2 separate regions of the Homo sapiens genome follow, and region 2 is linked to region 1. Evidence: chromatin loops called from intact Hi-C (ENCODE). Cell type or tissue: heart left ventricle. All regions are shown on one strand.

Evidence for each region. Hi-C counts contacts between places; a loop is a spot of excess contacts. Peaks named below come from ENCODE experiments on the same cell type or tissue, not always from the same donor. Only the 100,000 strongest peaks of a DNase experiment are listed, where the experiment ranks them.
Region 2: a loop joins it to region 1, with 10 times the contacts of the local background. A loop is called at or near these places in 10 of 110 quality-filtered maps.

Annotation. Positions count from the first base shown.
Region 1 is chr1:155,322,511-155,325,010 of GRCh38, reverse strand. RUSC1 (RUN and SH3 domain containing 1) reads right to left here. Exons shown (of 10, transcript NM_001105203.2): 2 at 1,881-2,500; 3 at 68-166. It overlaps RUSC1-AS1 (RUSC1 antisense RNA 1), which reads left to right and starts at 835. Exons shown (of 6, transcript NR_145424.1): 1 at 835-933. RefSeq lists enhancers at 46-255, 2,427-2,500 and silencers at 266-315, 336-705, 1,046-1,245, 1,286-1,515, 1,806-2,045. In heart left ventricle, CTCF peaks have their summits at 1,315 and 1,541 (motif pointing right); DNase peaks (open chromatin) are centred at 60, 640, 1,130 and 1,590; H3K4me3 peaks cover 2,500 bases; H3K27ac peaks cover 2,500 bases.
Region 2 is chr1:155,503,014-155,505,513 of GRCh38, reverse strand. All of the region lies in intron 2 of ASH1L (ASH1 like histone lysine methyltransferase), which reads left to right. Among named protein-coding and RNA genes, the nearest start is that of ASH1L-AS1, 58 kb to the left of the region's middle. In heart left ventricle, a CTCF peak has its summit at 1,097 (motif pointing right); no DNase peak of the experiment used is centred here.

The sequences.
Region 1 (2,500 bases):
GAGAGCAGGGCCGGGGGCGAAGGGCAGTTTATTCGGAAGCGCGGGGTCGGGAGTCAGGGTGCCCTACCTTTCTTCTGCTCCTGCAGCTGACCAGTCCCACTCTGGGCTTCTGCCATCCACAGCCGCTGGGCTCCGGGGACACCGGCGAAGGACCACGAACTACGGACTGGCGTAAGGGAAGAAGGGCGCGGTAACACTTACCAAGTGTTATTCCGAGGACTCCGGGCTCCCGCACAAGTTGTCTCCGGCGGGTCTGCAGTGCTGTGTCCCCGAAGGGTCTTGGGGAGAGGAGGCGCAGGACCGCCTGAAGCACGGGGTAGCTCGACCCGAGCCCCGGAGTGAAATCTCGCACACTTCCCAGCACTCGCTGTCCCCCAGCCCCATCCCGGTTCCCTGTGCCCTCCCTCAGGGCACAGCCCCCACCTCCAGGATCCCGGAACTCCGGGAGCGGGATGGCCGCGCTCACCTCCCGCCTGCCCTGCTAGGGCCTGTAGGGCGGGAGAGGACGGGGCGCGGGGAGGGAGGTGTAGCCCAGCGCACCGCCCCGGGGCCCAGTCCTGCCTGCGGAGCCCCGGGGAGCACGTGGGCGGCATGGACCAATGGAAAGACAGACAGGGGAAAGGGAGGAGACGGAGGGAGGCGAGACCCGAGGATTGGGAGGCTGGAAGGCGCCGGAAAGGGGAAACCCGGGTCCCGCAGCAGCCTCTTGGCGGAGGGTGCCCTCTTCATCCCGCGTGGGACTGGACTCGCGGAGAGGGCGTGGCCAGAACCTCTAGTGCCAATGAGCTCCCGGGAGCTTCACCCTCCACCCCTCCCTAGCAAGGTCGGGGGGCAGGCCCGAGCTGCACAGGCCAAGGAATTCCACAGAGGGTGTGACCCAAAGCCCCTAACAACAGACTCGCTGGGACCCCCTAGACTTGGCATGGAGGCTGGGTAAGCCCGCGTCCACTATGCCCAGGTGGGTCTGGAGGGAGAGGGGGCCGGCCCACGGAGCAGGAAAGGCAACAACTTCCCCCTCCAGCACTAGGAACGGGGCCAGACTCCCCAAGGCCGACAAACTTGCTTGGAGTCGGCTTAAACTGAAGGGCGGGACTAAGCTGGGCAACCCCGGAAAAAAAGCGAAAACGGGGCCGGGCGAGAGTGGGCGGGGCGGCCCGCCTGAGGCGTGGCCCGCGGGGCTAGCCCGGGTCCGTCTTACGTAGCCTGGGCGGAGGCGATGGGCTCCTGGTCCAGCGAGGGGCCTTCGGCGGACGAGGTTGCGGTGGCAGCGGGGGGGCGGGTACCTGGCGGGGTGGGGGAGCCGCGGCGGGGAAGGTGCTACTTCTGGGAAAGAGCGGGGACAGCAGCAGTGCCAGCTCGGGGCTGGCCAGGCAGGGCAAGGCTCCCCGAGTCGGAGGCGAATAGGCTCCCACCGGGGACAGGCGGACGGGCAGCAGCTGCTCCTCTGGGGGGCTCGGCGCCCCCAGCAGCCGCAGCCCGGCGCCGGGCCACCCGGCCAGAGGAGCCAGGAGCAGAGACCCAGCTGCGCCTGCGCCCCCACCCTCCAACAGGGGGCGCCCGTCGGCCGAGAACCGGAAAACCAGGGGCCGAGGGAGCAGGAGGGGACCGGCTGCAGGCGGGATTGGCGGGGCCAGGCGCAGAGGGAAGGAGGGCAGCGGGATGGGCAGCCAGGCAAGAAGGGGCGGGAAGAAGAGGGAGCAAACAGTTAGTCCCATAACCCAATGACCCACCCAGTTTCCCTTTCCCGGAGCGCTCCCTGGTAGAAGGGGCGGGGAGGATGGGTGACACAGAATGGAGGGAAGACAGGGGGCCGGGTTGGAAGCCTAGGAGGCGTGAGCGGCCGAAGCCCAGCCCTCCTCCCGCTTCTTGCGACCTCTTACCCTCCAGGCCGGCCTGCGCGCCCGGCTCCTTCGCGGCTGGGGCCTCCTCGCCAGCCGCTGGGCTGACAGCCCGGCCCTCCTCGGACTGCCCCTCCGCTATGGGCTGCAGTCCAGGTCGGTTCTTCTTCCTTCGGGGAGGGACAGGCGGGGGTGGGGGCCGGGGCGGGACCAAAGCCCAGCCAACTGGGGGGTCTCGAGGCGGGACTGGCGGGGCTGGGGCCCGGCTTCGGGACCGGAGTTCCTTGAAGGTGGTGACTTCCCGAGGAGGTGCCGAGGAGCCGCCCGGCGACCCCGAGGGGGGGAGCTCGGTGTCGGGCGAGAAGACTATGAGCCAGTCACTGCGATCTTTCTTCGCCTGCGGGACAAGGGGCAGCCCTGGGCCCCGCTTGCGCTTCTGGGCCAGCTCGTGGAAGGACGTGATTGTCCGGTGGGGCACCGGCTCCTCGCTGACGTCACTTCTCCATCCTCCATCAATTTTCCCTGCATCTGTTTTCGAGCCAGAATCAGTTATTCTTGTGTTGGTTTTCCAACCAGAGTCGAATTTTTCAGGTTCACTTTTCCAGCTAGAGTTAACATTCCCGTTGTTTTTCCAACCAGTGTTATTGTTTTCAGTGGTTTTC
Region 2 (2,500 bases), 180 kb before region 1:
AAAGGAGGTTACAGTTTTATATCACTTAACTTTGCCCATAGTCTCTAGTGCAGAGTCACAACATTCTTTGATTTGTTTTTCCACGTGCTGTAAAAAAAAATTGTGCTATGACATGATAACTGCCATGATAGAAATACATACGGAGTGTATATGTGAATCGCAGAATCATTGGAGAAGGTGGTGAGCAAGAGAATATGCAAAGAAGGGCTCATGCTTAAAATTAGGTGTTGACAACTTTGTCAGAATTTGCTGGAAAGAGAAAGGCTTTTGGGACAAAGTAAATAATAAAGGGAAAATGCACACTTAGGATGTCTCACAGGGTTTTCTCAGTTGTGCTGTAAAACAAGAATTTGACAGTTCTTTACTGTAGGTAAATAGTAAGAAAATATAAATAATGAGGCCGGGCGCAGTGGAAAAAAACAAAAAGAATTGCATGACCATACTTATTTTTTCTTAGGATTTTTCTTTGGTTTTTTGTTTGTTTGTTTGTTTTTAAGTTTGTGGTCCTACTTTGTAGTAGGATTCCTCTTAGAGGAAAAATTAAAAGATAAAACCACTTTTTTGGACTATTTTTCTGTTTCAGAAATTTGGGTTTGCTTTGGTAAGTAGGGGCCCTGTCATTTATAGCTGTAATGGTAAATCTTTTTTTTTTTTTTTTTGAGATGGAGTTTCAGTCTTGGTTGCCCAGGCTGGAGACAATGGTGTTATCTCAGCTCACTGCAACCTCTGCCTCCTGGGTTCAAGAGATTATCCTGCCTCAGCCTCCCGAGTAGCTGGGATTACAGTTGTGTGCCACCATGCCTGGCTAATTTTTGTATTTTTAGTAGAGATGCGGTTTCACCATGTTGGTCAGGCTGGTCTTGAACTCCTGACCTCAGGTGATCCGACTGCCTTGGCCTCCCAAAGTGCTGGGATTACAGGCCTGAGCCACCGCGCCCAGCCAGTAAATACTAACAAAGTCAGATAAGTACCTGACTTTTATTTTACAAATATGTGCATAATTAATAGTGAACTACCCTGGTCTTCATGAGAGAGTGAAAGTCAAGCTATATAATATTGGGGCAGATTCGTAGAGCTTCTTTATCTTACAGAACTGCAACAGCAGGTGGCATTAGAGATCAGGTTTAAGGGTGAGTTGCAACGTATTTTTAATAGTTGCCACTATTAGGAAGGGAAGTAACACATATTGGGGATTCAGGGTACAACTGGCAAAGCTCAGCTTGACCCTTGGGTGTTGCTGATCTGTTAGAAGATTCTCCGTATGTGTATATATTTTTTTAAACTAACCACTAAAAAATATAGCAATTAAGAATTACCTTCCAAGAAGAAAGGGAAAATAATGTTTTATGTCTAATACCTACCTTTCCATATCCCAAACTAAACAGTTGAAAAATAAGAGGGTGTCATCCAGGGCCTACTTAATAACGTTTACCTTTTCTTTACAAATGAATGTCATTTTGCACCAGCAGATGCCTTATGTCAAGAGTTATGGGCTGGACATGGTGGCTCCCACCTGTAATCCTAGCACTTAGGGAGGCCAGGGTGGGTGGGTGGCTTGAGCTCAGGAGTTCAAGACCAGTCTGGCAACATGGTGAAACCCCCCTGTACAAAAAATACAAATGTTAGCCAGGCATGGTGGCTTACACCTGTTGTCCCAGCTACTCAGGATGCTGAGGCAGGAGGATCACTTGAGCACAGGAGGTCGAGGCTGCAGTAAGTTGTGTTCATGCCACTGTACTGCAGCCTAGGTGATAGAGAGATGAAGTGGAATATATGATTGGATAAGGACTTACAGGGAAGAGGGTGGTAGTTTACATATTAACTGTGGCTTCCCTGGAACTGCTTAATGTAAATACGGATCTTTCTATAATCTGGATTATGCATACTAATGCTTTAGTTTCTCTAAAATCAATGACCTAAATTGAGAGAATACTGATTATTAAAAGAAGATAATGTCAACAAAGATGTCAGAAATGTTATTAAGGTGAAATTGTAACCAGAACTCACTTTTGAAACAAAACAGGTACTGAACTAGTGTTTATTTTTTAACAGCCAAGTCCTAATTTACTATGTATATTTTACTTTTATTTTTGGAAAACATATCAAAGTATACAAGCTTGCAATAAAAAGTTCTACTATATTAGGAAGTCAGAGTTTAGGAGGTACACAAAGGCATTTTGACAAAAATGCACAGATGGTAGATACACTAGAATATTTTAGCTGTATTGAGTGAAGCTACATTGAATTACTAACATCTGAGGATATATATGAAGGCACAAAAATGATCCTAACATCTTTCTGTAGGATTTGATAGTAACTCTCACAGTAAAAACAGTGAAACAAAATGGCACCTGCTTCTCAGCCTCACTTTTTCATTTCTTAGCAAAATTACTGAGTGTGATTATTGTGTAGTTCCTTGCCTAGTCTTTGATTTTACGGGCTGGGGGCTCCAAAAGATTGCTGAGGAGATCAAAAGCAGATGCTGAAAATTATAAGCCAA